7 separate regions of the Homo sapiens genome follow, and regions 1, 3, 4, 5, 6 and 7 are each linked to region 2. The links are chromatin loops, found by intact Hi-C in ENCODE. Cell type or tissue: heart left ventricle. All regions are shown on one strand. Links, peaks and the distances in the headings refer to the core of each region. The heading gives the core; the rest is flanking DNA. Region 1 overlaps PRELID2 (PRELI domain containing 2). Region 2 has its middle 150 kb from the start of PRELID2. Region 3 overlaps PRELID2 (PRELI domain containing 2). Region 4 has its middle 15 kb from the start of GRXCR2. Region 5 overlaps LARS1 (leucyl-tRNA synthetase 1). Region 6 overlaps SH3RF2 (SH3 domain containing ring finger 2). Region 7 overlaps KCTD16 (potassium channel tetramerization domain containing 16).

Evidence for each region. Peaks named below come from ENCODE experiments on the same cell type or tissue, not always from the same donor. Only the 100,000 strongest peaks of a DNase experiment are listed, where the experiment ranks them.
Region 1: it touches region 2 in a loop (5-fold over the local background); 68 of 110 quality-filtered maps call a loop at or near these places.
Region 3: a loop joins it to region 2, with 2.4 times the contacts of the local background. A loop is called at or near these places in 63 of 110 quality-filtered maps.
Region 4: a loop joins it to region 2, with 6 times the contacts of the local background. A loop is called at or near these places in 15 of 110 quality-filtered maps.
Region 5: a loop joins it to region 2, with 8 times the contacts of the local background. A loop is called at or near these places in 16 of 110 quality-filtered maps.
Region 6: a loop joins it to region 2, with 5 times the contacts of the local background. A loop is called at or near these places in 50 of 110 quality-filtered maps.
Region 7: it touches region 2 in a loop (4-fold over the local background); 8 of 110 quality-filtered maps call a loop at or near these places.

The regions. Positions count from the first base shown.
Region 1 is chr5:145,823,343-145,827,698 of GRCh38, forward strand. The region is part of intron 1 of PRELID2 (PRELI domain containing 2); the gene reads right to left. Among named protein-coding and RNA genes, the nearest start is that of PRELID2, 9.8 kb to the right of the region's middle. In heart left ventricle, for the core only: CTCF peaks have their summits at 2,538 (motif pointing left) and 2,740; no DNase peak of the experiment used is centred there.
Region 2 is chr5:145,679,101-145,683,456 of GRCh38, forward strand. It overlaps a transcript of PRELID2 not described here. Among named protein-coding and RNA genes, the nearest start is that of PRELID2, 150 kb to the right of the region's middle. In heart left ventricle, for the core only: CTCF peaks have their summits at 1,240 (motif pointing left) and 2,693 (motif pointing right); no DNase peak of the experiment used is centred there; H3K4me3 peaks cover 466 bases; H3K27ac peaks cover 762 bases.
Region 3 is chr5:145,809,674-145,814,029 of GRCh38, forward strand. All of the region lies in intron 4 of PRELID2 (PRELI domain containing 2), which reads right to left. Among named protein-coding and RNA genes, the nearest start is that of PRELID2, 23 kb to the right of the region's middle. In heart left ventricle, for the core only: a CTCF peak has its summit at 2,748 (motif pointing left); no DNase peak of the experiment used is centred there.
Region 4 is chr5:145,885,923-145,890,278 of GRCh38, forward strand. It overlaps a transcript of GRXCR2 not described here. Among named protein-coding and RNA genes, the nearest start is that of GRXCR2, 15 kb to the left of the region's middle. In heart left ventricle, for the core only: a CTCF peak has its summit at 2,253 (motif pointing left); no DNase peak of the experiment used is centred there.
Region 5 is chr5:146,128,518-146,132,836 of GRCh38, forward strand. LARS1 (leucyl-tRNA synthetase 1) reads right to left here. Exons shown (of 32, transcript NM_020117.11): 24 at 2,502-2,592; 25 at 1,501-1,641; 26 at 461-601; 27 at 155-265. Among named protein-coding and RNA genes, the nearest start is that of PLAC8L1, 25 kb to the left of the region's middle. In heart left ventricle, for the core only: a CTCF peak has its summit at 2,141 (motif pointing left); no DNase peak of the experiment used is centred there.
Region 6 is chr5:146,047,625-146,051,980 of GRCh38, forward strand. It overlaps SH3RF2 (SH3 domain containing ring finger 2), which reads left to right. Exons shown (of 10, transcript NM_152550.4): 6 at 148-239; 7 at 1,451-1,621. All of the region lies in intron 1 of LOC107986458 (a long non-coding RNA gene), which reads right to left. Among named protein-coding and RNA genes, the nearest start is that of PLAC8L1, 56 kb to the right of the region's middle. RefSeq lists an enhancer at 1,049-1,549. In heart left ventricle, for the core only: a CTCF peak has its summit at 2,010 (motif pointing left); no DNase peak of the experiment used is centred there.
Region 7 is chr5:144,201,440-144,205,795 of GRCh38, forward strand. All of the region lies in intron 2 of KCTD16 (potassium channel tetramerization domain containing 16), which reads left to right. Among named protein-coding and RNA genes, the nearest start is that of KCTD16, 33 kb to the left of the region's middle. In heart left ventricle, for the core only: a CTCF peak has its summit at 2,490 (motif pointing right); no DNase peak of the experiment used is centred there; H3K4me3 peaks cover 450 bases; H3K27me3 peaks cover 1,808 bases.

The DNA of each region.
Region 1 (4,356 bases), core at 208-4,207, 140 kb after region 2:
AAAACCTTCTTTAGATCCAACTAGCCCTGAGGGGGATGAGGTTAAGCTAATCAGTAAATAATAATACTATTAATATTGAACCAGCCTAACATAAATCAAGAGTGTTCTTTGTGCTAGGCACTGTACTAAATGCTTTCCTTGCACAATCTTGTCTAAATCCAACAGCCTCTCTGTTATAACTGATTTATGTGATACCACCATCCCCATCTTTCAGATACGGAAACTGAATGAAGACTGGATTGCTTAGGGTCACCCAGCTGGCTCCTGGTGGAGCCAGGGAATTAAACCAGGCCTGTTTAATACAGAGTGGACCTCTTCACTGTGGTCTAATATCATTGTCTGGTGGCTGGGTTAGCATCACAGTAGCATAGTCATAGAAGTATGCTTTGCTAGGCACATAGTAAATACTCAATAAATATTTAACATGTTAATTTAATTCCCCTGAAAAGCAATTTGGCTGTGACAAGGTTGATAATAGCCACTGCTTTTGTCGTAGGCAATTTAAATACTTTAGATACATTAGCTCAGTTAATTCACAAAACCATTCTATAAGGTATGTGTTATTTTTTCCACTTCATATATGAAAAATAAGGCTTAGACAAATTAGATAATTTGCTCAAATTGTCCAGCTAATGAATAGTGTATCTGGGGGGTAACATAATTTACCCCCGATACTTTCTGCCAGCCTGCAAAGCCTGCCCACCTAACCTACCACCAAATCACCTAAGAGTTAAATTAACACAATCCTTTCCACTACTCAGATGTGAAAAGAGAGACACTGGGAGCAGAAGTGACCTCCTAGAAGCCACAGGACAAGGTAGCTGCTGACCAAAGCCTACTGAGCCCCCTTGGACTCTCTTCCCTGAGGTTTACCGACGTATCATGTGATCAAATCTGAAAAGAAAATTGGCAGGAAGTCTTATCCATGACATCACAAAGTGCTGAGCAGAAGGCAAAAGCAGCAGGCAGGCTGAGGGGAGAAAGAAGAAAGGCCCCTCACTTTGCAAACTTGAGCTTTAAGTTTTCCGAACCCTAGGAAGTGAAATACAAAACTCTGACTGTGGGTCTCCACCCACAGCAGGCGTGTGTGTGTGTGTGTGTGTGTGTGTGTGTGTGTGTGTGATATTGATTTATTAATGGATTTTTCAGGGAAAGGGGTTCATCATTTTAACACATTCTTAAAGATATCTGTGACCCAAAAAGACACTAGATTAGAACACAGGCTCTCTGAGGGCAGGAATACTGTCTATTTCAGTTACTCCTGTATCTCCAACAGCCAGCGTAATGCCTGGCACATAAAAAGCACTCAGTCAATATTTTCTGGATAAATAAAAAATTGGGAATATAAACCTCAATGACCTCAGGGATCAATTTGGAAAATGAGCCTGCCTTCAGTCAGAAACCAATCTATGAAGAGAGCAGTGGCTCAGCTTTCAGCAACCTCAATATCTCTTCATGTTTCATGTTGGTAAACTCTGTCATTCACACTTCCATCCTGGAAACTGAAATCTTGATAACTGATGAAAAACTTGGTTTTTAAAAATCTATTTATTTATATATTCATTCATTCACTCATTTTAGCCCTAGAAAAAAAAATGCTTGGCTGGGCATGGAGGTTCATGCCTGTAATCCCAGCACTTTGGGAGGCTGAGGCGGGTGGATCACTTGAGGTTAGGAGTTTGAGACCAGCCTGCCCAAAATAGTGAAACCCTGTCTCTACTAAAAATACAAAAATTAGCCAGATGTGGTGGTGCATGCCTGTAGTCCCAGCTACTCAGGATGCTGAGGCAGGAGAATTGCTTGAACCTGGGAGGCGGAGGTTGCAGTGAGCCGAGATCATGCCACTGCACTCCAGCCTCGGTGATAGAGTGAGACTCTGTCTCAAAAAAAAAAAAAAAAAAAAAAAAAAAAAAAAAAACTTGGAACTACAGTGATTGCTTTCTTGAAGTTCAGCCCTTCCGAGTTACATGCCCATGACAGAGGGTCAGGTTTAGATACTCTGCTCCTCAGGAAAGGAGACTTTCGCTTACACAGTACCCCTAAAGCAAGGGAGATATTTGAGACTCACACAGGTCCTCTGAATTGTGATTATATGTGTATAAATTATAACTTGTACACTAAAGTAAAATGTGCTTATCTCGTTTACTACAGTTCTAGTTTGTTCATTACATACCCATAAATATATATTGACTGAATATTACAAATTCAACATAAGTTGTAGAAAGATAACTAAACTATAAAAGACGTTGAAAATGTAAACACCAGGGAGACATGATGATCAAATTTTTCAAGTTCTGATTACTTCACTAAGCTATCAGAGAAATTCTTAAACATTATAAACTCAAATACTTCACACTTACATAATTTTTGGAGTTGAACAGCCAAGAGCCTCAAGTTTCCATAGAAGAACAGTAGAAGAAAGTAGGGGTTTATTTGCAATAGCTAACTACCATACTATGAAAGGCACATATTTCAACCTCTTTAAAGATTTATTGAACTGAGGCTCCCCCTACCTGGCATTACTTGAAATGATCTGACGCCATCTTGTGGTAACCTGAATATTCATGTTTTAATTCATGAAAATTTACCAAAACTCCCATGAGAAAAAGTTGAAAGAGGGAAGGCTTCTCAGAGGTCAATACCAGGAACACTTACCTGGGAAGACAGGAGGCAGATGGCCAGGTTTTTCTGGACACCTTTTCAAACACAATCCAGTATGACTGCAGAATTGATCAAGCTGAATCAGGATCACACCCATCAAAGACTTAACTGAGCAGCTACTGTGTTCACGCAGGGTGCTATCCTAGAGAAGCTGCCATGCGCATGATCTCATTCAGTCCTTCTCAAAGCGTGGAAACCTATCAAGTATTAATATACAGAGTATTTCTGCTATAAATATAATAGTGTAAAGCCCGCAGACAAGCAGGTTCACATGGGATTCTTCAATCCCCATTTCATACTAGAGACTCTCATGAAAGCAATGTGATCTGAAGACCCAGATATCTGCCAAAAGCCCTTGTCTTTCTTGATCCTGGCTTAGCTGATCACAAACTGCAGTGTGCAAGAGAACGATCCCACAGGCTGCATACATATGCCATGTATGCTATACTACTTTATGGATGATTTAAGGGATTTTTAAAGGTATATTTGACTTCATTTTGCATTTCCTTATAATTTTTAATTTCTTCACAGAACGTGTAAACTAACTCCTTTTCCTTTCCCGAAGACATGAAACTACTACAAATACCACTGTATATATCATATGTATGTAACAGTCTAACAAGGGTAAAATGTAGACGTGCCTAAAGCTGTTGTATCTGCTTGCTTTAGTTTTTACATATTAAAAGATAAGCCAAGAACTCCATAATATTGGGGGGGAATATGCATTAAAGCAAACACATATATATAAAAAGTTAGAGGCAAGAAACTGAATCCATCTAATTACAGAATATTCAATATGTTTCTGGGAGAAGCTTCATGAAGATATAACATTTTGCATTCATATTTGCCGAGGGAAAAAAAAACCCATAAGCTTTCAGAAAGCCTACTCTTAAAAGAGTTATTAAAATATGAACTTTCCAAAAAGCTCAAAAGCCAATGCCTTTTTTTAATAACATTTGCTTCCCCTCTCAGAAACAGTCAGTGACATCCAAAGGAGTCACTGTCTACCAATTTACAAATGAGGTTACCAGAGAGAGTACAAGGAAGCAGGTGACTGACAGATCTGTCTGAAGAGTCCTTCAAAGAAGGCAAAGAAGACCTACAGTAAGTCTGGTATATTAACATACCCGTGTTATAAGCATTAAGGGAATCTGTTATCTAGGCTGCTGCCAAACATGTACATGCAAAGAGATGGGGCTGCTGAAAAGAGATTTGGTGTTTAGCAGCAGAAAGAAATCACCATGAGCTATGCCAAATTCCTTTTATGAGCTCCACACCATAGTCTATCTCAGAAGAAAAGCAAAGTTGATTTTATACCAAGACGAAACGAGTTATAAATTAATCAAAATTTCAATGATCAAGGACAAAACGTACTTAAGTTGAAAAGTATTTGGAATGGCTGTTCATTGGTCTTTCAATAGGATGATGAAATAGAAAGAACAAAGGGCAACGAGCCAAGACATGCAGACTACAACGCTGCCATCTGTGAGGTCGGGGTGATGAACCACCAGGTGATCATCCAAGATCCTTCTGGCCAGGAAAAGCTATGGTTCCAAACAAAGGCCAACCAACAGCACATCAGCCTCTTTCTTTCAAAAATGACCCAATAATCAGCAACGGCATAGTGAAGGTTTTGAAAAGACAGTTTTTCATTGTAACACAGAGGAAAATCCTCTTATCACAACATCAAATGTA
Region 2 (4,356 bases), core at 198-4,197:
GACTTCAGTCTACTCTGCTTATCACTAATAAACTCTTCCAAGCCCTTCTTGGCCCCTTGGGATTGAAACTCTCTATCTTTGGTTCCCAGAACCATAATTTCTATGTTCCCTATTCCCCTTGGGCTGAGGAATCTTCCACTCCCTTAGTTTGAACTTTTCTGCCCCCACTCCCTAACTATAGAAGCCTGAGGCCAGGTGGGAGGGTTGTCATGTAGGAATCTGGAAACTTCTGCTTTAGTCTCTGAAACTCAAAAGTTGAGATGTCATTGAGTCTTAGCTCAAATGTTATCTCTTTGTAGAGATCTTTCTAGAATATCCCTTGTAAAGTAGAGTCCACACTCAATCCCAGCCAATTACATCACTCTATTTTATTATTTTCATAGAGTTCATCACTATCTTGACTTATCATAATCATTAATTGTCTTTGCTTGCTAGGATACAGTCTTCCAAGGGGCGGAAATCTTATTCACCATTGTATCCTTAGCACTATGTCTGGCACATATCAGATGCTCAGTAAATACTTCTTAAATAAAATAATTAATTATCCTGCCAAATTGTGAAGCTAATGGTGATGAAGTTGATGAAAGAAATATGACATAGTACTTATTTTAAGGTTGCTTAAACTATTTTGAGTTAATAATCAAGAAATAATTTGAAGGCTGACCCAAGGCTTGAGTGGAGAGTTTGGAGAGGTGAGGTAGTTAGAATAAATATATATATATATATTTATATATTCATTTATACAAATTCATAATACATTTATACAACTAATTTTATACAAATAATATATAAAATATGTAAAATGTATACAGTACACATTACTTATAAATATGTATAAAATAGAAGCTTTCTATATAGTTAGAAAAAGTTCTTAAAGTTCCAATGTTTGTATTAATAATATGAAAGGTAGATATATTTATGTTTAGCAAAAGGGGACATGGATTATAAAAGCTTGAGCAATATTGGTTTAAATTTTAGTGCCACAGTGAGTCGTGAGCTAACTCCACCTGAATCACTGGAGCATTTAAAAAATATAGAATCGAGGGCACTACCCATAGAGGTCCTGGTTCTGTAGAACTGGGATGAGATTCAGAAATTTGTGTTTTGAAAAAAGAATCTCTAGATGATTCTGCTTCTTAACCAAACTTGGGAGCCAGTGATTTATGTGAAAAGTCTATGGAAAGGAAAGAAAAGGAAAGTGAATTTAAAGAGGGATATCTTTGTGGATGATGTAGAACTTCAGCTCAAACACTGTGCCCCCTAGGGGCTGGGGAAATAATAAGGGCCTTTCTCTACTACCTGATCCCTGCCACAACCACAGCTGATTGGACCCAGCCTGGAATAAATCAGGCTTCTCTCTCCCAGCAGTAGAATTGGGATCCAGTGTGAATTTCTTTTGTTAGCTCAAACTGAGAAGATGGGTATTTGGGGGCTATGGAAAGCCATATTCTGGCATGAATCTGTGAGAAGAGACAATTTGTTAATAGGGAAAAGTAGACAGAGATGCAAAAACAATCGGAAACACAAGTCCATGTAATTAAGAGAGAGAATTGCCAAGAGGGTAATTAATTGCCTTGGCTTCTGATGTTTTTGGTTCCTGGGTGTAGCCCCTGAGATTCTTATAATAAATTCCCTTTTATTTGCTTAAGATAGTTTTAGTGCTTCTGCTACCTGCAACCAAAATACATTTTCAGGAGGCCAGAAGGGAAAAAAAAAAGCGTATAACAAGACTGGGTATGGGAGAAAGTACTTTGTTCCATCGCCAAGGAAGGCTATGGTTCATGAGATGTCATGTTCCGACACTCAGCAGAAGGCCCTGTGCTGTTTTTATGAGGAGTTCTGACAGCCTGTATCCAGCCAGGGCTGGGAAGGCGCTGTGACTTTCACACCCTCACGACCATGGCAATTTGACAGCAGAGGATAATGAACCCCACAGCTGGGGTTGGGATGCTTCTGTCTGCTTCGGCAGTGGCCTCTTCACTCCGGTACTGGAAAAAAGTACTCAGGGGGAAGCTGCTTCCCAGGTCAAAAATGATCCTTGAAAAATGCTATCCAGGGGCCACTTCCAAAATCGTAATGTCCACAGTAGGCAGGAAACAGGGAGGCACGAGCGAAAATGGAAACCAGTGCTCCTCTGAGGATAAAATTTTCTCTCTACTGAGATGGAAATTTTTCTCCCTTTCCTTTGCTTCTGCTACCATGGAATGGCCCTCTATTTTTCTTTTTTCTGAATTATCTTGGCTACATGATATGGTTGTTTGTCTTCTCTCTCTTGTACAGGAAGATAAACACTCTGAGAGTAAAATCCAGGTCAACTTCATTTCTAGACTTACACAGTGCCTCACACAGAAAATGTGCTCCAGGATAAATGTTTATGAAGGCTCTGCCACTTACTACCTGTGTGATCTTGGGAAACTTTCTTAACCTCTTCAAGTCTTATTTTCCTTACTTATAAAATAGTGATAATATTCCTTTGCTTTCTGGATTATGTGTAAGTGAAGATTAAGACATCCGTAAAGTGTCTTGCATGGGATAAGCACACCATAAACGGTAGCTATTATTTGTAAGCTCTGGGCATGAGCAGTGGCAAAACCAAACTGCACCCCCTTCTCTCCTGCCTTGACTATCCTATCTGGCTTCTGTTTCAACCCCAGTGTGCCCCAGTAGCAATAGTGCATCCATTCATCCAGCAGAGGGAGCTAGGCTAGAAAGTAACTACACTAAGTGAACCATAAGTACACAGTAAATATTGCATCATACCCAGCTTTGAAATGTGCAAAAAATTATACCTGCTCATGCCAAATTAGAAATGGCTTTCAAGTGCCTGATGCTACATTCATCACCATGTCCCAGAAAGATGCTGACTGAAGGTTTTCAAAAACTTCAAAAGACTCTTGCAATAATTGCATATTCATTAGACAAATTAGTTCTAGATTATTTTTAAAACCATAACTTGGAGAAAAAAAAAAGACCAACAAAGAATTGAATAAAATTATGCAGGAGTGGTGTTTAGAATATAAAAATGTAGAATACTATTCATTCTGTATGAAAGCATTAAATGGAAAAAAGTGGGGAGAGGGAGGAGGAAACCTAAAAATAAAAAGCCACAAAGAGAAAAATAATCTGTCTTTAAAAAATTCAGTCCTTGGGAAGTAGATAGAATTTTTCTATTAGTTTTGGTTGGGAGGAAAATGTACAGTTTCCACCTCTGATGGGGGAACCTCACTGGGAAAATAATAACCACTATCATCATAATACGACATTGGCTGAACTAGGTGATTAGCACAGTGTGACGTCTACAATAAGTATCTGCTGGGATCTTGTTCTTTGAGGAGTCACAATCTGGTATAACAGACCTGGCTTCATTTTTTGTAGGCTCCATTATATCCGAAATAAGCTGCTGCCACTTCGCCCAGATGTATTAACAGGGTAGAAGGTCAGGAAAAGCAGAGAAAAGCCACCAAGGGTGCACCCAGTGGCTCACAGCTTCCTGCCTTGAAGTGCATTTCTAAATGGAAAAACAAGTCCGAGAATGCCAGACCAGGCAGGGCTCTTCATGACAGCAGCCATGAGGAGGGAAATGCTGGTATTCACCATGTGGGAAGGTTAGGTGACACGCTCCCTTCCTGAGGCCACATGTGTACAATATCAAGGTATAAATTAAAGAGCCCAGCAGCGGTTCCTGTTACTTGCCAATGACCATCGAGGTTGATCATTTCACCATATGCAAAGGGCTGGCTGGCTTTCACTTGGCATAAAAATCAAGAAGCTTTTCAACACTGCTGGTTCCAAAACTAACATCATCTTCATGATTATAAGCACAGTGTTACATCATGGGACTAGCAGGGGAGGAAGGCATTGAGAAAATAATCACATAATTAATTTATGATTCTAAATTGTAGCTCATGCTCCAAAGGGGAAAAAAGACCAGAGAGCCACAGAGAAAAATACAGAGCATTGTTTATATTGGGTGAAAGCAGTCAGAGAAGACCAGTATTTCTAGGTAGTACAGAACAGTTAAGAACCTAGGTACTGGTGTCAGAAAGATTTAGATTTGAGCCTGAATTTGTCCTTTACTAGCTCTGTGACTTTGACTTTAGGTAAGTCATTTTCTTCTTCAAGCCTGAGTTCTCCCATTTGCAAAATAAGGATAATACCTAGATAGTGACTAAAGATGTAATGATGTGTTCTATACTACCCCTAGAATAGATTCAGCAATCAACAAAACTGTTATTATTGAACATGATAGTCCAAAAAATATCATAACCAGTATACTGGTGTGCTAGGGCTACTGCACCAAATACTACAAACTGGATGGCTTAAATAATAAAACTTTATCTTCTCATAGTTCTGAAG
Region 3 (4,356 bases), core at 255-4,254, 130 kb after region 2:
ATGCTGTGCTGAGTGTAGAAGAATAATCTTGTTACTCAAATGCAGGAAAAACCCGGTTTGACAACATCGTGAATAGGTCTCCATTGATGGTAGTAACTTGAAGATACCAGAAAGTTTTTACTTAGCATAAAAACACATATGCTGGAAGAGTAAAGCTGAAGAAAATGCTTTTACTAGGTGATTATCTTCCAGAATTACATTGCAGTACTCGGATAAAGCAAATGTCAATTACTAAAACCAAATCAAATGCATGTCAATTATATTCCCACATGGCATAACAAATACCTATTAAGAGGAAAAGGGTAATAAATAAGAACCAGAAACTCACAAATACATATATTTTAAAGACCAGACACAAACACAAGAAATTAACAAACCTATCTCAGAACATAAGGTTTTGGAGGGTAAAAACCATGACTTTTTTCTTCCTTCTGAAAAGTCTAAAACAATACACTTCAGTCTCCATTTTCCAAAGTAAATGTGTGTGTCCTGCTCTACATAATAAAGCATATTCCCACAAAAGCTGACTTTAATTTTTTCCTCTTTTCAGATTAAGATTCACTTTTCTTTTTTCTGATTTGGCCCAAGTGTCTTAAGGCAAAATAGAGCATGAGCATGGCATCTCTCATTCTACACATTCAAGCAGTGCATCAGAGGACCCTATGTGATGCCCCTGAATCTACAACTGCCAAGATCACTGCATGAACCTAGAAGAAAACCAGAAATGTGAGCAGATTCAGTCCATGCCAATTGCTTGCATTGACCCTGAATACTATTCTTTCCAGAGCTTAAATTTCATTCCGAAACTAAAATACAAGTTTCCCAGTCCCATGCCTCTCAAATTGAGGCACTCATAGCCCCAAAGATGTGTACTGAGGGAATGCAAAACTCCAAAATGAACATATTTCTGCAGTGTAACAGTAAATCATTACAAACACTGTTTCTATATTAAATACATTCTGAGAATTAGAATCAAAAGTTATCAGAATTTTTATTATGAAAATAACAACTGTAAAAGTAATAATACAAAACACTAATATCTGCTGACCACTATGGGCTGGCACTATTTTAAGCTTTCTCTATGTACGACTTCATTTAATTCATACAACCACCCTCTGGGAAAGGGTTATCACTCCCATCATACAGATGAAGAAACCGAGGAGTAGAGAAGTGACACAAATTGTACAAGGGCACATAGTTACAGTTTCAGAGGCAGAATTCTTCTTTTTCCTCTTTTTTTGTTTGAGACAGAGGTTGTATTAGTCCATTTTCATGCTGCTGATAAAGACATACCTGAGACTGGGTAATTTATAAAGGAAAGCGGTTTAATGGACTCACAGTTCCACATGGCTGAGGAGGCCTCACAATCATGGTGGAAGGCAAAAGGCACGTCTTACATGGCAGCAGGCAAAAAAAAAAAAAAAAAAAAAAAAAAAAAAAAAAAAATTGTGCCAGGGAACCCCCCTTTATAAAACCATCAGATCTCGTGAAACTTATTCACTATCACAAGAACAGCATGGGAAAGACCTGCCCCCACGATTTAATTGCCTCCCACTGGGTCCTTCCCATGACATATGGGAATTGTGTGAGCTACAACTCAAGATGAGATTTGGGTGGGGACACAGCAAAACCATATCAGGGGTCTTGCTCTGTTGCCCAGGTTGGAATTCAATGGCAGGATCACAGCTCACCGTAACCTTGACCACCCAGGCTCAAGCGATCCCCCTACCTCAGCCTCCTGAGTAGCTGGACTACGGGCATGTGGCACCATGCTCGGCTAATTATTTTATTATTTGTAGAGACAAAGTCTTGGTATGTCACCAGGCTGGTCTCGAACTCCTGGCCACAAGATACTCCCACTTTGGCCTCCCAAAGTACGGGGATCATAGGTATTGAGCCATGCCTGGAGCAGAGGTAGGATTCTAAACGCAGATGCCTACTCAGTTACTGTGGCATAGGACATGAGAGGAGAGACCCTGTGCAGGCCTGGAGGGAGTCAGGTTGGCTGTGTAAATAAAGCAGATCTGTAAATTACTAGACAAAATAGCCAGACACAGAAAAATAAGAGACTATGAGGCTGCCTTAGGCCTTGCTGGCTTTCCAATTCCTGGTTCCTATCCCTTAGGAGGCCTGATCACTGGTACAGAAATATCCCTGTAATCATCTGCAGTAGTGAGTTTCCATTACTTCCAAAGCAAAATAAAGACAATGGGCAACATAGTGCCAAGAAAACATGAAGAGGAAAAAAGGTGTGCTGAGTCCCCTTCTACTATGTCCCAATTATTTCTGTTCAGGTGCCTACCCATCCCCCATGCAGCCCATGTGCTTCAGAGGGAGATGACCTCATCCCCAGCTCCAAGGGCAGATCTTGACTGGATCTGCCAATACACCTATATCATTCCTCTGAACACGCTGATTGGTCTGGGGGAGCAGGTGTTCTAAGTTGACTCAATCACCATCAGGTGAAGGGCTTTTTTCCTCATGGCTAGGAGACAGGTTCCCTCCTCTACATAGCTCTTTCTCTCATTAAATGTGGACAAATTAGTACGCTGATCCTAGATGATGTTGACAGTCATGAGGAATCCAAACTTGAAAAAAAAAAAGTGGACATACAGAGAAAGGTAGAGCCAAAAGAATAAGAGCTATGGAAATACTGCCCACTTGGCTATGAGATAATGCAGTTCCTTAGTGAGAGGAAGGGCAGTGTCACTGCCAACCGCTCAGATTCTAAAGCTAATCAGCCCATGTTTGAATCTGGTGCTGCCACTTACTGGCCATCTTACTTCATACAAGTCACTTGACATCTCTAGCCTCAGTCTGTAAAACAAAGATAATAGTTCCAACCTCACATGGTTATTATGAGGATTAAATATAGACACACATTTACACACACACATATACATACATACATCAAGCACTTAGAGCAGAGCCTGCACATAGTAAACACATGTAAGGGATGGCTGGTATTGTCTGAGTCAGGTTTCTGCTACTTGCAGCACAAGGCAGCCTAACTGATACAGGAGGAGGGATAAAGTAAGTACAGGAGGGCTTCCCTGAGGCATGGAGTGCCAATCTGGGTTCTGGGAGAGTCAGATGAGTGAGAAACAGGACATCACCCTATCTTCCCATACCTATTATGGAGAGAATAGAAATTCCATTCCATAAAAAACTACAGGAAGACAATGTCGGATAAAATCAGTGAAGGAAGAAAGCATATTAGAGCTATCCAGTTGTGTGACAGTACAGATGGGGGAAAGCCCAATGTAGTTCTCTCACCCAAGAAGATGCCACGACTGTAGAGATGTCAGTGGGAAGCCAAAATCAGATCTATGTAAAGAGGACATAGAGCAAGGCTTAGTTTCTAAAGGAAACTTATTCTGAGCCCATCTCTGAATTGAGCCAACAGGCCATGCACAGGGACAGAGTGACATCTGGTTTCTAGTCACACACCCACACCTGCTAACCAACACACAGCTTGAAAGTCTAATTTTACACTTAGTAGCCCTGACAGCTTTTTTATTCCCTTTAAAAAAACTTGTCCCTATTCTGGGTGCAGTGGCTAGCCATTACTCTCAGATTTCCTTAGCAAAGGGAAGAAATTAAAGTAATAATGAATCTTTCTTGGATGCCCCCACCCCATCCCATTACCCATTCATTTAGAATGTCTGCCTAAATGCCTTTCTAAATCCATGTCAAGAGCTAAGGAAACATAAGTTCTCTGGAATGTGGATCCCAGCTTTCAGCATATCAACCCCTAATCAGAAACCTTTTTGTGGCTGCTTGTTGCTGAAGGGACAAAACCCATTCTTCATACCTGGGATCCAAAGCACTCTACAGAACAAGATAAACCCATCCTTTGTAAATGTTCATATTCCTGCCTCACCACTGTGCTCAAGGTGGAGTCTACAATATCTGCATTCGTATCTTGGCTTAGCAATCTACTGACTGTATCACCTTGGGCAAGTTATTTAACCTAAGCCTCCAAAGAATACACATGAAGGATATAGCTTTGACCTTGACATAGTAGGCATCAATAAATGTTAGCCTGCTGTGTCAATGATAGAAAAGGCAGTGTTTTGGAGAGGACTGGAACATAACAAACCAAAGGAAGAAAAAAAAAAATTTAACTGGTCAAACCTTCTTATACAGAAGTCTGGTCATATGTACCAAAATATAAAATGCATACAACCTTTGACCATGAAATCTCACTTTGCTCAATCTACCTTAAATGGTAACAGAATAAGTGGGAAAATATGTAATCATAGAGACTTTCACCACAACACTGTTTGTAAGAGCAAAAACAAACAACCTAAGTTTCAATGAGGAACAGACCAAGAAAATCATGTAAACAAACAA
Region 4 (4,356 bases), core at 141-4,140, 210 kb after region 2:
GAAAACCGAAGTGCAGAGAGGTTAAGTTATCTGCCAGGCATCCCACAGTCATGAAATGTCAGTCATCTGAGCCCAAAGTTCATGCTTCTCATCATTAATGCTTCTATCTCACATCATGAAATTGACCACTTGGAAAACAAAAGATAATTCTTTTAAAATGAGGCAGAAAATGATTTTAACTAGTCTCATCATATTCTAGAATCCATAACAGGCTTCTGAATATACGATCAGTGCAGCCTCTTGGTGGCTGGGTGTCACTTAGCTACCTATGGTGTTGGTTCTCTAAGCTCTGCCTCAAGGGATATCCCATAGTTTGCTTTGAAAGGTAGCACCTGGAATATCTGTAAATCTCCAGAATGGAGAGATAGGCCAGTTTCCTTGTACTTTGAAATGCCTTTTCCTCACTGCCTCTGAGCAGAGCTGGCAGGGGTCTTTGCATCACAGGCCAAACTCCCCACGTCAGAATGTAAAGGGAAGGTTACCAGAGGACCCAGTAGACGAGGAGTGTGGTGGAAAAACATCCACCCTGCCAGAAACCACAGGCCAAAATCTGGGACTTCATTAAAAAATAATCATCACTTGAGATTATTCTACTATTCAAAAACCCTGTCCTGGGGGCCCCTGGTTTGCCCACTAGAGAACAAGGGACAAATTTTTCTAACTCCTCCTTCATTTCTAACTTACCATGCATTCCTATCACACAGAAAAGCAAAAAGAGATCTCAGAGGCTGAAAAATGGCCCTGAGTTTTCTCTATTCCAGCACTCTCCAATAATATTATAATGTAAGCCACATACATATTTTTAGATTTTCCAGTAGTAACATTGAGAAAGCAAAAATATACAGATGAAATTAATTTTATTAATATTTACTTAATCCACTATATCCAAAATGTTATCAATGCAACATGTAATCCAGTATAAGATATTCATTAGCTATTTTAGGTTCTTTTTTTCCTACTAAACCCTTTAATTCCTATGTGTATTTTACTTAGCATCTCAGTTCGTTTACTAGACTTTCTGTTAGAAGTATTTGATCTCTATTCAGATTTCATAAAATTTATATTGACACAGTAGAATCACATACCCAAGTTGTTCCAATCATATTTAAAAGTTTTTCAATAACTGAACTGATCATCAATTTTAAAATTTATATGTAAATCAAATCAAAATTTTATTTTAATTTTTTCTTTGAGACAGGATCTCACTCTGTTGTCCAGGCTGGAGTGCAGTAGCACGATCGTAGCTCACTTGCAGCTCTGAACTCCTAGGCTCAAGCAATCCTCCTGCTTCAGCCTCTTGAGGAGATGGGACCACAGGTGTTTGCCACCAAACCTGGCTATTTTTAAAATTTTTTTATAGACATAGTGTCTCCCTGTTGTCCAGGTTTAAATTAAAATTCTAGTTATTTAGTCCCACTAGCTACATTTCAAGGCCAGTAGTCGCTTATTACTTGTCGCTACCCTATTAGACAGCTAGTCAAAGGTTCTTGATGAGGCCAGTAGTGCTCCCTAGAGGACATTATGGAACTTTGTGGAAACATTTATTTTTTAGTACTGTACTCAAAATGAATGAACACCACAGACATTTCGTGGGTGAGAGGCTAGGGATGTTAGACATTCTCCAATATGAAGAGCAATCCTACACAACAAAAATTGTCCCTCACCTCAGACTTCTGAGAAGATGAAACACCTGTTTATAATTATCTGTGCCTAGAACATAGCTGTTTCTCTATTTATTTTATTTTATTAGTGGGAGTGGGGAGCTTAGCTTTGATATACAGCACATTTGGGGGAACTGAAAATGCACATAAATTAAAGACATTTTGTACTTTGTCTTGTTCAGTTCTACCAAGAGTTGTCCACCATTTTGTAAAAGTATTTCACTGGTTGAAATATCATAACTGTTTCAGAAAGCGTTTGTAGCCATCCCAATCACAGGGATCCTAGACATACACAGAGTGCCTATTTTACAATAACTTCTAGGGAAATCACATCCAAGCATTTGTTTTTAAAATATGTAGTATTTTATATCAATTACTTTCCTTTTATTTCTCTTTATATTAGAGCAAGGGCATTATATTGGTTTTTTAAAGTTATATTTGCAGGTAATTGTTTAATTTATTAATTTTATTCCAGAATAGTGCAGAGGGTTAGGAAGTGTTACTGAAAGCATGCATTATGTCTGATGGATTAAGAGCCACTGCTCTAGTAAGCATGGCTAGTTAAAGCTGATGAAGACTCTGCCACCTGCAGGGAGGAGAGGGAACTCAGGCTGCATCACGGAATGCACTAGGAAAGGATGTGATTGTGTGGCTCCAGAGGACAGGAAAGAGCTATTTCAATTAAACAAATACATACTTTGTATCTACTAAGTCTAAAGCATGGGGTCCTGGAAGACAGGGCTACAGCAGCAACCCAAACAATGTAAGCCTTCTCCCAAGGTGCTCACGGTGGAGCGTAGAAAAATATGTGGGTCTGGGGAAGTAGGGATCGGGCCAAGTGGGCAAGAACAATCCACTGGTCAGAGACCCCCGATCCATTTCAAACCTCTCTGCTAACAACCTGTGCAGGTTACTTGATCTAGGAGAATGTAACAAGGATGCCAAGGTTTTGGCACATATGCTTAATTTTTTTCAAAATTTACACCAGCTTAGAAAATCTACATAAAAATATAAAAGTAATACACGAATACAGTGTTTTGTATAAATTCAAAAACTAGAGATGCAGGTAAAGAACAAAAAAGTCTTCATTTTTCCTAAAAAATAACTATTACTATAAATCTAGAATATGTCCTTCTCAACATTTTATGCATTTATATACATATGTATGCAAGATACAAATAATTTTAATGGGTTTTTCTTAAAAACATAAGTGAAGTTATACACTCTGTGTGTGTATAGCTTTACAACTTCATTTTTCCTTTTATTGAAAAATAGGTCTTGGCACAAAGGCATAAGAATGACACAATGGGCCGGGTGCAGTGGCTCACGCCTGTAATCCCAGCACTTTGGGAGGCCGAGGTGGGCAGGTCACTTGAGGCCAGGAGTTTGAGACCAGCCTAGCCAACATGGTGAAACCCTGTCTCTACTAAAAATATAAAAACTAGCCGGGCGTGGTGGCAGGCGCCTGTAATCCTGAGGCAGGAGAATCGCCTGAACCTGGAAGCTGGAGGCAGAGGTTGCAGTGAGCCGAGATCGCACCACTGCACTCCAGCTTGAGCTGGGTGACAGACCGAGACTCTGTCTCAAAAAAAGAAAGAAAGAAAGAAAGAAAGAAAGAAAGAAAGAAAGAAAGAAAGAAAGAAAGAAAGAAAGAAAGAAAGAATTATGCAATGGACTCTGGGGACTTGGGGGGAAGTGTTGGGGTTGGGAGGCAAGGGATAAAAGACTACAAATAGGGTACAATGTATACTGCTTGGGTGATGGGTGCACTAAAATCTCACAAATCACCACTAAAGAACTTACTCATGTAACCAAATACCACCTGTGCCCCAATAACCTATGCAAATACAGTACATAAATAAAAATAAAAATATGTCTTAGAACTCCCAGCTGTCATCTGCTGTTGCATCTCCAAGCTTTTGGGAACTTCTGGGCATGTTTTGCTCTCCACATCACTCACTTTTTGAAGGAAAGAAAGAAGAGGAAAAAATCTACCCATAGAAAAATAAATACAAAAATTAGAAGTACCGGTGTCTCCAGATGAGAAGGAACTGGCACAAGAATTCTGCCACCATGAAAAATCTGAATGTGGCAATACCACCAAAGCATTGCATTAGCTTTCTAGCAATGGTCCCTACACAAAATGGAAACTCGGAAATGACAGGTAAAGAATTCAAAGCATGGATTGCAAGAAAGCTCACTGAGATCCAAGACAAGGTTGAAAATCAACAGAAAGAAACTTCCAAAGCAGTCCAGAAAATGAAGGAAGAGATAAACATCTTAAAAAGACAGCAAAGCAGTCCAGAAAATGAAGGAAGAGATAAACATCTTAAAAAGAAAGCAATCTGAGCTTCTGGAATTAAAATACTCATGTAAGGAGTTTCAAAATACAATTGAAAGCTTTGTCAATAGACTGGACTAAGCAGAAGAAATAATTTCAGAGATTAAAGACCAGACTTTTGAACTAAACCAATCTGACAAAAATAAAGACAAAAGTTTTTGTTTTGTTTGTTTGTTTTTTAAAAAGACAGCATCTTCTTCTGTTGCCAGGCTGGAGTGCAGTGACATAACTGTGGCTCACTACAACCTCTGCCTCCCAGGTTCAAGCATTTCTCCTGCCCTCAACCTCCTGAATACCTGGGATTACAGGCATGTGCCACCATGCCTAGCTAATTTTTGTATTTTTAGTAGAGAA
Region 5 (4,319 bases), core at 1-4,000, 450 kb after region 2:
CACCAAGAATAACAAAAGGATGCTGTCTGCCTAGAGGGAATGAAACAAAGCTGCCTATCTTTCTTCTCCCAGACATTGCCAACATCCTAAAAACAAAAACAACATAGGGAGCATACAACACCATCAGGGGGGAAAAGTCTACTGAGAGCATCACCTCAAAGTGTTTACGTAGAACAGACAGGGTGGTATGTTGCCAAGGTGGATAGTTCTTTGCCACATAGATGGTGCAATGTGAGGGCTTCTGCAGGGGTTGTTTGTCAGTCTTCTAGACGGTAAAAGAAAGGAAAAACATTCAATAGCTTTTATATAAACCAAAAATGAGAAGAACCCTCCCCCAACATACACCACCACGGTCTTCACCATTAATGAAAATCTTTTTAACTTTCATTATTGTTAAATGTTATCTGATCAATAACTTTTAAGGAATAATCCTTTAAAAAAAAAAACAAAAAAACTTTACCTTCCCTTTAGCTGGCATCATATAGTTCTTGAGTCGTAGTCTAAGGTCATGTGTTACTTCCATAAGATACTGTGAGGAGTGTATTAAAACTTCATTAACAGGACCTGCCACAGGCCATGAAGCATTCATAATTGAGTCAGGCTTTTAAAAAAAGAAAAACAAAAAAACCTTCAGTGAGATTAGACAATATAACTATTTTACGGTTCTTGATTATAGTTTCATACCAAGGATACCATCTGTAATTGTGTGCTCAGAGTTCAAACTTGACTACACATAACACACTTGCACAGCCCCTGATCTAATGTTCCCTAGAATTCAAGCTGTGAAGTCTGACTCTACATTCTTAATTAGCATCCATTTGTACAAGCATATTAATACCCACACACATATGCTCACTTTCAAAGAAAATTATGTAATGCTAATTTGCCTAAATTTAATCATTATTATATAAATTATGCATACACTCAGTTTTTATCCTGCTAATACATCCAGTATTCAAGTACGGTTATTTGGTATATAGATCATGAGCACATTTCTGTATTGTTCATGCATTTAAAAATACAAAAGAGCCTAGCTAATATGGCTGGAAAGGAGTTATTAAACCAGCCAATCTATTTATCTGTAAGCCTGGGAGAAATAACTGAATTTATATTCATAGTAAGAATGCTACTATCCCTGAATATTAAGTCCTATATATGCCAGAAGTTTTATATAAAACAAGAATACTTACACAAATATACACAAATATACACCTATATCTTTGTTTTTAAGCAGCTCATAACAATTGTTTATATCTTTCTCAATATTTTCACCTTTTAAAAATATGTATGCACTGTTGTGTATATAAATAAGGGCACATATATCCATCTGAATAGGAGATAGCTCTGGTTTAACCCGTCATAATTATGATGCTGAATCCAGCATTACTCTTGAATTACTCACTTTCAGACTTTCTCTCTTAAGTAACAATATTAGCACAACACTTATTTAATGAAGCCAAAATCAAAACCACTCGAAACATTTTAAATGCATGAAGGTACCTTTCCCAGGAGTGTCCAGATGTGCTCACACAAATGTGGACAGAATGGAGCGAGGAGAAGTGTCTGAACTTCAATAAACCGGAACACAAGTTCTCTGTGCATCCCTTCCACAGCCAATTCACGGTACTTATCTTTTGCGGCCTATAAAATTTGAAATTATTTACCATTTCCCTCACCTTCTTTAAAATAAAAATAAAGGGAAAAATTGCAGTATCTTGGTTTTAACACATTTTTAAGTTTCTAGTCTTTTAAAAATCCATAACAAATTACTGTAAAGGTTTTACTTTAAGAATCTGCAAGTATTTATCTTTGTCCAAAGTATATGGCAGTTTTATACTAATAATTCTCAAAAAAAGAATTTTTTTACAGACAGTTTGTAACTGAGACATAAAAGTTGAACAACTTTAACTGTATATTAAGGGTGACTGCTCTTAGCAGCATATAGGATATTAAATATAAAAAAAGACTATAAATACAACACATTGCTATGCCCAGCCATTTATCCTTATTTAACCACAACTCTGAAAACCAAGTTATATAAAACTCAATGTGATATTTTACACAGCTCATTGCGTAAAGCTACATTTTTACTTTAAGCACTTTAAATGCCAAACTTGAGGAAATACTGACACCTTGTGGAAAACCTCAGAAAACGCTTGCTCTCAAATTAATGGCAATTAATTACAATTTTGCCTTTGTTTTTATCAATTTTGAAATGTTTTCCTGGAAAGTATAGCTGAATTTTAGATTTAATCTCCTTTATATTAATGCTCATAGCTTAACTAGGAGCAGAATTATTAAATTAAATGGACACAATAGAAAAAATACCAAAGATAATAACTTAAAATCACAATTTATTGAAGAATTTAAAATTTTTCTGGCAGGATTTTCAGTCTACACTTTAGGCGAGTAATTGTGCTATAGCAGGAAGAAAAAAGGGGGAAAATACATAATGTTCACATTGACATGTTTTATAGCTACCAAAAGAATCAACAGCCTACCTGAAACTCAAAAAACCCTGTTTTCAAAGCTTCTTTAAACATCATCTTTTCATAGTTTTGATCTGTTTTTATAATTCCTGCATTCAATTCACTATTGAATACGGGGAAAAAAAGGTTATTGAGTTTAAAGGCACTTATACATAGCTATAAAAAACTGCTGCATACACAAATTTAAAATACTGCTTTTTAATATACAAATTTGAAATACTGCTCATTTAAGCAGTAAAATGAGAACAATGCCCAGAACATTTAAAACTGCTCAACACAACACCATCTTTGCGTTCCTTAAAACAAATTACTGCAATCTCTCTATTGTCTATCCATCCTTAAGTACTGTCATCTGACACTGCTTAGGGCTCCTGTTTATGACAATAAATGATGCTTCTTCAGAAATTTCCTGATGGACACTTTATTCTTATAAAGCCCAAAATGCAACATGAAAATAGCCTAACTAAGGTTGTAGCCAAGTTTTTTTTTTTTTTTTTTTTTTTTTTTGAGACAGGGTCTCTGTCACCTAGGCTAGAATGCAGTGGTATGATCACAACTCACTGCAGCCTCAAACTCCTAGGCTCAAAGAATCTTCTCACCTCAGCCTCCCAAGTACTAGGACTACAGGCGCAAGCCACCACACCCAGCTAATTTTTTTTTTTTTTGTAGAGACAGGATCTCACTTTGTTGCCCTGGCTGGTCTCAAACTCCTGGGCTCAAGCAATCCTCCCACCTCAGCCTTTCAAAGTGCCTGGTTTACAGGCGTGAGCCACAGTGCCTGGCCATAGCCAGGTTTTAATTATTGCATTTACAATAACTAATACTGGATATCAGAAAAAAATTTTCTCATACCAATCCAGGTTCTTCTTAATTTGGCCTAATCTGGCCCCAACCTGTTTCATTTCCTACCTCTGCCCACAAGATAATGTACTTCAAATAAATATCAGACCCTTTCCATGGCTTATCCACACTTTCTCCTCTCCCTGAAAACATTGTTTATTTTTCAAGAAACCCAGAATTTGGCCGGGCGTGGTGGCTCACGCCTGTAATCCCAGCACTTTGGGAGACTGAGGCAGGTGGATCACAAGGTCATGAGTTCGAGACCAGCCTGGCCAACACAGTGAAACCCCATCTCTACTAAAAATACAAAAAATTGGCCAGACGTGGTGGCAGGCACCTGTAATCCCAGCTAGTAGGGAGGCTGGGGCAGAAGAATAGCTTGAACCTGGCAGAGGCTGCAGTGAGCTGAGATTGTGCCATTGCACTCCAGCCTGAGTGACAGTGCGAGACTCTGTCTCAGGAAAAAAAAAAAAGAAACCCAGAAGTCACATGACATCTCTGAATTCTCCTTGTCTCTATTATTGTGCTTAGAAACTGGGTGTTTGTCTCTCTTGCTAGACAATAAGGATCAGGTCTCATTCATCTTTATAATACCAGTGCGTAGGATGACTCCAAAGATATTTATCCTTTTCTTTTAATCTACTTTTCCTTTAACCATTTTGCCCTACTCGAAAACAAGACAACATGGTAAAATGGTTATGAGAACAGACTTTCAAGACAGACAGAAGCAAGTTCATATCCCAAGTTTGCAACTACTAGCTTTAAGGCATTTAAGGAAATACTTAATTGTTCTAAGCTTCAGTTTCTTTATTTATAAAATAGAGCTAATAATATCTGTATTAAATAAGGTTGCTTTGAGGTTAAAGTCAGATAATGGACACAAAATACTTAGCATAGTACCCGGCACAAGTAAGCCTTCAATGAACACTAGCTATTATTATCATTAGTTTATTTTATTAAAAAAAAAAAAGAAAAGAAAAGAAAAAGAAA
Region 6 (4,356 bases), core at 110-4,109, 370 kb after region 2:
CCACAGAGAGGACGCACAATGGGTGGCACCAGGCATGGCTGTTGGTTTTCAGCTGTGTCAGGTCTTTCTACGTAGCTGCTCTGTTTGCTGTGGGCCTGGGTTGTGGCATTCATTGGTTCTGCTTGGCTGTCTTTTCTGTCTGTGCAGGTCAGCACTTATCACCCCGCACCTGTCTCTCCAGGACATTCCACAGCCGTGGTCAGTCTGCCTGGCTCCCAGCAACACCTCTCAGCGAACATGTGAGTAAAAGGCTCATCCCTTCACCCAAGTCCTGGCACAAAGGGGTCATCTTTACCATGTACAGTGGTGATCTAGCATCACCATTCCCAAAACATCCCATCCAGAGACAATAGGTCGCCTTCCTTTACCACTTCCAAGTGAAATAATGGTGAAAAACAGAAATTAGGGCCAGGCGCAGTGGCTCACACCTGTAATCCCAGCACTTCAGTAAGCTGAGGCAGGAGGATTGCTTGAACCCAGGAGTTCCAAACCTGCCTGAGCAACATAGTGAGACCTCATCTCTACAAAAAAAATTTAAAAATTAGCCAGGAATGGTTGTGCACATATATTTTCCTAGCTACTTAGGAGGCTGAGGCAGGAGGATGGGTTGAGCCCAGGAGTTTGAGGCATCAGTGAGCTATGATCATCCCACTGCTCTCCAGCCTGGGCCACAGAGTGAGACCCTGTCTCAAAAAAAAAAAAAGACAACACAAATTAGCAAACCACATCACTCTTAGCTCATTATTTTACAAAAGTAGAAAGAGACTGGAAGATTATATACCACAACATCACTGGGAGATTGGGTATTGAGCAATTTCTATTGTCTTGCTTTAGATTCAAAATGTTGGGTCATAAATACATGTTGTTTAGTAAACAGCAAAAAATAAATATAGCATTTTAGAAAGAAAAAACAAAACAAAAAAAACCTTGTAGAGAACACTCCCCCATTCCCTTTGATAAAACGCTCCAATGTCTCACAGTCCTTGGAGTCTGGAGGGACTTCCTGATGTCTGAGATGCCTGGAGGCCATATACTGGTGATCCCTGAATCTGGCAAACCAATGGATTGTTTCCTGAATGCCTTTGATCAGGTAGCTATTCCCACCTCCACAGCCTCATCAGTCCTGATTGTCTTTACCCCCTGACTCATACTTGGATATTACCTGCCTGATTCCTGTGTGGACTTCAGTCACAGCTAATTTTTTGTATTTTTAGTAGAGATGGTATTTCACCATGTTGGCCAGGCTGGTCTCGAACTCCTGACCTCAGGTGATCCACCTGCCTTGGCCTCCCGAACTGCTGGGATTAGAGGTGAGAACCACCGCACCCGCTCGACCAAGAAGGTTCTTATTGCTAACCACTGGGCAGTCTCTCTCCACCATTCCCCCACTCCATGCCCCCCATCAGGCACGTCTTCCTTCCTCCCTCACCAGTTCTCTGTGTCTTCCCAGGTTTGTAGCCCTGCACTCCTACTCAGCCCATGGACCCGATGAGCTGGACCTGCAAAAGGGAGAAGGCGTCAGGGTCCTGGGGAAGTGCCAGGACGGCTGGCTCAGGGGCGTCTCCTTGGTCACCGGGCGAGTCGGCATCTTCCCAAACAATTACGTCATCCCCATTTTCAGGTGTGTCGCCTCCAATCCCAGACTTTGGGAGGTTGGGCCACCCTAGGCCAGGGGCCATCTGTGGGTTGAACTGGTGGAAGACCCAGTGCTCTTTCAGAAAACAGGCCAAGAAAGCGCTTTTTGCTCTATAACCCGCCTATCTCTTTTAAAACAAAATAGCAAAACTAGTTATCTTTTTCGTAGCCCTTCACAGCTTACAAGCACTTTTGTATCTCTTAGCTCACAGGCTGTGCCCAAGAATCCTCTAAGGTAGATATTATGTTACAGATGAAAATGGTGTGCAGAGTTAAGCAACTTGCTCAAGAACTGGATGTCAGGTTTTCTTCTGCACAAATCCCAGGAACCCCACTTCACATCCTCTATCCCAATGCTCCATCTAGTGGCGTGATGGGAAAATGTGGTCAGATGACTTCCCCAGAGCACCTCGGGAAACTTCTCAGGCTGCTAGAGTGACCCCTAATCAGAGTTTCCATGAACTGAGACCCCTACCTCTTCCTCCACACCCAAGATGAAATGCTAGTAACCCTGCAGGGCCTCCTCCCTCACCGCTTTTCCCGATCTCTTACATTGTGTGGCATACTGTTCATGTCATTGACCCCCTCTTTGTCTTACCACCTCATACCACTGCCACAAATGCACCTAGACCCCAAAACTATCCATGACTCCTCCTGCCTCCACCCCCGATCAGCCCAAGCAAACCCTGTCTCAAGGCAGTGAGGCTACCACCACACATCCAACACTGTCTTTATGACATACCAGAGGGTCACAATCACAGGGAAAGAGCCCCATTGTATTCTGTGCGGGTCAGACCTAGTCATATGCCCACTTTTGGGGACCTTCATTTAGGTGAGCTGCCACGTCCGGAGGAGGGCAGCAAGAATGGTGAGGAGACAGCAAACTATATCATAGCAGAAACCGATAAAGAAACTGGGGTTATTTAACCTGTAGAAGACAAGGGACAGAGGGATCACAATACACTGTGTCAACAGGGCAGTAAATTTGTTCTGAGAGGGGGCAGTGGAGTGGATCAGTGTATGCAACTGGTCTTGGTTCAGTAAACCAAGACGTTCAAGAACATCTTGGTTCAATAAAAGGCAGCTTTTTCTAGCCCATAGATTTTTCCAACCAGGCTAGCTGGTGAGGTGGTGGACTCTCTTTTTAGAAAGAGTGCAGGCAAAGTCGGCCTGAGTCCTCATAGATCTAAAGTTGTATAAAAAGATTTCTTCACATGGCAGAAAGTCAGGATAAAAGATCATAGCTTTTCCTTTCAAAGAAAAGTTCTTGAAATTTGTTACAAAGTTGTAAAATATCCAAGGGCAAACTGAGGTCTATAATTGATGCTTTAATTCATTTAATTGGCAAATATTGAGTGCTAACTACATGGCAGGAACTTTTCCAGGCACTGGAGAAATACCAGTAAACAAAATATACAAAATTCCTGCTTACAGAAGCTTACATTCTAGTGGGAGAGACAAATTTTTAAAACCAAGATATTTAAGTAATCTTTATGATGTGTTAATTATACTGGCTAACAAAAAAATCAGAAAAGGAGGATAGAATTTTTGGGGGTGGTTACAATTTTAGATAGGTTGGTGAGGGATGGCTTTGCTGAGAAGTAAGAAGGAAAGCAGGAGCCAAGCCATGTGGATCTCTGAGGCAAATGTCCAGACTAAAGACACAGCAAGTACAAACAAAAGACCTGTAGTAGTCCAGGTGCAGTGGCTCATGCCTGTAATCCTAACACTTTGGGAGGCTGAGGTGGGTGGATCACCTGAGGTCAGGAGTTTGAAACCAGCCTGGCCAACATGGTGAAACCTCATCTCTACTAAAAATACAAAAAGTAGCCAGACGTGGTGGTGGACACCTGTAATCCCAGCTACTGGGGAGGCTGGGGCAGGAGAATCGCTTCAACTGGGAGGGCAGAGGTTACATGAAGCCAACAGGATTGGATTAGAGCAAGCAAGGGGGATATTAGAAAGGAAGCCAGAATGGTAATGGGGTAGCCAGGTCATAAAGAATTTCCTAGGTCATAATGAAGGGTTTAGCTTTAAGCCTGTTGCTGGGTTTTGAGCAGAAGAGTAACATAATCTTAGTTGTGTTTAACCAGAATCCCTGTATTTGCTGGATTGAGAATAAACTATACAAAGGAAAAGGGGGAAGCAGAAAAACTAGCTAAGAAGATATCATAATCCTGGGGAGAGGTGATGGTGAATTGAACCGAAGTGTTAGCTGTGGAGGTAGGGAGAAGTGGTTAGATTCTGAATACATCTTAGACAACAGGGTTTTCTAAAAGATAAAATGTCAGGTGTGAAAGAATAGAGGATCCAAGGTGAGAGCAAGTTTTTTTTTCCTGAGTGACTGCAAGATGGAGTTGCCTTTAAATGAGATAGTGACTGCTCCATAAAACGAGCATGTTTTGGGGTATGGAGGGAAGTAAAAGCTTAGTTCACAGCAGACTAAGCCTGAGATGTCTCTTAATAATCCAAGTAAAGGTGTTGGTAAGCAGTTGAATACATGAGTTTAGCATTTAAGAGAGAGCTCCAGCCTTGAGATGCTATTTAAAGCCCTGAAACGAGATGAGATCATCATGGTGGGATGAGTTGTATCCAGAGAATGACAACGAGCCAGAAGCTGAAATCTTCAAGGAGTGAGAGGAGAGACTTGGAGAGTAAATGCTGACTGCAGGAAGGTGGAGTGGTGGGTAGTCAAGTCTGATAATATGAGTCAAAGCTGGG
Region 7 (4,356 bases), core at 276-4,275, 1.5 Mb before region 2:
TGTTTGGGCATCTTTTGTAATTTCTTTATGCCTCAATTGGAGTTTAACAACAATGAATACAGATATTTTAAACCACTAGCATGAACACTAATGACATTTATTAAGCACTTGCTAAAAGCCATGGAATGTGCCAGAGAGCTCACATGCATCTTCATATTTAGTCCACGCAACACACCTGCGAGGCAGGTCTTTTTATTGCCACCATACCCTGGCTCAGAGACATGAGTCTCCTGTTCAAAGTCACACAGCCAGCCAGGCAGAACTGGAAGAGGGATAACGACTGACTGTGGTGAGGACTTGATGGTCATCCCTCCATAAACAGCAGCTATTAAGATAATGGTGATAATGCAGGAATCCTTGGGAGCACATAACACGATGAGTGTGCAGCATCTTAGCATAAGTAAGTTTATGAGGTCTGTTTCCTCCCTGATAGCGAAGGCTGTCAGCATGAAAGCTATCTCTGCTTGAGGGCAGAGAAAACTTAAGGATGTGTTAGGAGTGAGAATGTAGAGAGTGATCACATTATTTCAAAATTAAAATAGTCCTTTTGAGAATATACCCTTCAATATTTGGCTGTGCATGTGAAAGCAGGAAACAGAGGCGAAAACATATTTTATCAATTTCACAATTTACCTAACATACGTCTTGATTTGCTATATGCTTGAATATTACAAAGAACAGGATGGAGCATTCTTCCTTGCTCTTCCTCTAAGAGAAATCTGTTGCCGTATGCTGTTCAGCCTTCAGTCCGGGAGTGCCATCCCACAGTGTTTCAGCGGAGAGCTGCCAAGAGAGAATAATAACACTAGCGGTGTTATTTGCTGACACGAAGGCTAGGAATACACTTACAGCCTAGACTTGGCTTCTTGCCTCTTGTTAAGGCACCAAACAGCCGGGCTTACCGACAACTTCCCTGAGACATTCGCTTACTCTAGCACTATTTAAATCTCTTTGTAGAGTGTATTGCTTTATTTCCTTCAAGTCTTTTATCTTTTTAATCTCACCTCTCATTCGTTTTCATCCCTGAGACTAAAGAAACAAGAAGGAGTACAGATCTGGGGATGTTAACCTGAGGTCTATGAACCCCAACATGAATGGGCTTCAGGCCAATCTTGAACCAAACCCCTGATCTCTCAGAAGGTGAGGGAGGCCTAGACCATCTTGCTTTTCTGAGGTTCCATTTAGATTAAAAAGTAGATATGCCCAAATAGAGTTAGCAAAGCAAGTGTTTATTTTTAACTGCTTACTATAATAAACAAACTGTTTTAGCACACAACAATTAACAATATGATGCAATATAATTGTGCAAAACAGGATATTTACAGTGTTTATGAAAAATACCAATTCAAAATGTTTCAGGTGGTATGATCAAATCATGGGTTGCAAGATTAAGGTTGTCTGGTGAATGTTTTCCATTTTTCAATTCTCAGAGTGTGTCTCTGTGAATGTATGTGTAATCTCACTTCAAAAAGAAGTTTCATAGTCAAAATTTGAGGAATTCTGCTTATGTGAATCATCAACTACATGGCCCCCGCACCTGTTCCTCTTTTTACTCAGCCTTTCCTGAGAGGTTCTGCCTTGACAGTGAATGCAAACTTTTATGCTTGTGGATTCATTTCCTAGGTTTTATTAGATTCTCTAAGCAGTCCATTTTCCAAAAAAGGTTAAGAATCTACTTGTCTCAAAAGTAACCTAACCTATAAAACCCAGACCAATGAACAGAACTCCTCATTTTAAAAATTCAGAATATTCTTCTTTTATATTATAAAATCTTTTAACTCTGCAATTTAAAGTAATATTAATACTCTTTTTAAGAGTATTAATATTAATATTAATTCTTGGTGTGCTTTTTAAAAACATGTTTAGTAATCTTGAAATTTGTTGTTTCAAATTTCAAGAAAATGTCTTGCAATTTGTTGTTTCAAAAAAAATCTTGTTTCTTAAACTTGCCGCCTCTCTATTCCTATTCAAGAATATCTAAGGTTAAAATGAGGATGGTTATCCTGAAGAGTCAGTGGTCTAAAGCCCATCCTGTTACTCTGGAATCGTGTGACCCTGAGGAAGTGCTGAACCTCTCTGTTCCTCAGTTCTGCATCTCTAAGAAGAGATAGTTAATTTTCATTCCTCAAGTCCGTTTTAGCTCTAAAAGATTATAATTTTTCTTACTCTGTTTCTCCACCTACTGCCATACTGTCCCTGCAGTGTTTTCATACCTGAGCTCCAAAGCTATCGTCATGACGTTTTGACCTACTCTCTTAGAAATAAAACATTTGCTTACTTTACAACCAAAACCAGTACTTAATAGGTCTGAATTCAGATTTATTTTGTCTTTGACCTGATGTCAACGAAATATTTATTTTGTTGTCATGGTGAGCAGTGCATGCCAAGTAAACTTAGATCACTATAAAAACTTAAAAATAAAAGAAAATCTAAATGTTTTGGCCCTATTAAGTTGCCAGATACAGAGCTGCACTGATAGCTTAGGGCACTAGATGGCGATATAAGTGCATCACATAACAAACATCTTGCTTGGTCCAGCATTAAAATCCTAATGATTGAGGCCAGAACAGGTTAATGCATTAGTTAACGAAACAAAGTCAAATATAATCAGGTGTAGGAATGTTAGCTAACGCTCTGAATATGTTCAGTAACCCAATGCTTATTGAAAGAAAAGATTGTTAAAGTAGAAACTAATTTATCCTACTGTTGAGCGTATCTTCAAGCTAATTTTTTGGGCAAGAGTTGGCAATAAACACGTTTCTCATAAAATGTATATAATTCCTAAGTTCACCTCCATTTTTGTTTTTCACTTTTTAAAAATAGCAATTGTTTGGGATGGCGTGTGCCTCACATATATTATTCATTGACCAAGCACTATATTCTTATCAGGGATGTGAGCCCTAAGACACTGGTGTTTTAAAGGGGAAATGGCCGACTTACTGTAAGCTGTTGGCTGGGCCATTATTGACTGTCAGGCTCAACTGGAAGCACTTTGTTAGTGGATTAGGTTGCCCTGGAAATGCCTTCCTGAAACTCTAATGATGCACTTAAGGGAGCCCTCTGGAACAGGAGTAAAATGTCTTTTAGCAGCAGTGCCTTCCACCAGAGTCCTCTTGGGATGACTTGGGAGGGGCTGGGGGCACGTCCAAAGAGACGCGCAGTAAGGAAACAACCCCAGAAAAAGGTTGCAGGTATCAATTTCTTACAGGTGAGCTAAGATAATGACTTATGGATGTAAACTGTGGGCTTTCTGTGGGTGCCGGTGCTTCACGTCTTCATTTTGAAAGAGCATCATTAATTTCAGAGAGAGTGTTTATGTATCTACCTATTTACATATATATTCATATTTATTTATTTGCTAGGGGTTGTGGTGGCAGGCGGATGAAATAGAAAAGGAAAAAAAGGGAGAATTTGAGTGAATATGGTTTAAATCAAAGGATTAAAAAAAACACTGTGTAGTTTGAACACTGGGGTCATTTGGTGTGCGTGTCTGTGTTTTAAAACAAGCATTAGAGGGATATTTGCCCTTCAGCAGGAAGGAATTCCGTGAACGAGGAGGGGGGAGGGGGGAAGATCTGTAGATTTTTCAAATAAAAAGTCAGTTGTGTTTATCTCACAACTTACCTCTTGGGTAGGGGGCAGGGATTTGCTGTGGGATGGTGATGGAGGTAAAGACAAGGAAGAAGGAAAAGGCCCTTGGAAACTCCAGACTCCAGGACAGGACAGGGAGGGAAGTGGCTGCGCAGCACTGCGTCCCCGCCCCAAGCCCCGCGCGCCTGGCAATCGCGTGCCCACCGCCGGAGCGCGGCGTCCCCGTGCAGTCCTGGCAACCTGTCACCGAGGAGGACGTGACTCGGAGCTGCCTCCGCTTTCTCCAAGCCATATTCCTTTAAGATGATGTAATAGTCATTTCCCTGGATGGTTTCTTGCCTGCACTGCTGAAACAACAGCATCCGAACTGCACTGGGAACTGTGGAACCACCCAGCTCCGCCGCCAGAGAAGCCGGAGCCCCGGGCCCCCCGCCGGCATCTCTGCGCTGCGTTGGCCTCTGGCTCGCACCGGCTCCCACCTGGCTGGGAACATGGGAGTCCGTTTGCCCTTGCCGGCAGGTGGGGTGGCTACCTGGGACCCTAGCAGGGCACATCTCTCCATCTTTCTGCTTCTGGGCTTTCTGAAAAGCTTCTAAGTCCTGGTACCTCTTGCAACTCTCTTCTAAGGATCCTTTCCAAAGATTTCTTTTTCCATTTTTCTTTTCCCCTGGGGAAGCTTTGGTTGAATATTTTCTCTGCTTTACTTCTTCAACCCAACCTCCTCTCATCAGGGCTTAACTTTTTTTGCGACTTGTTTTAACTTAA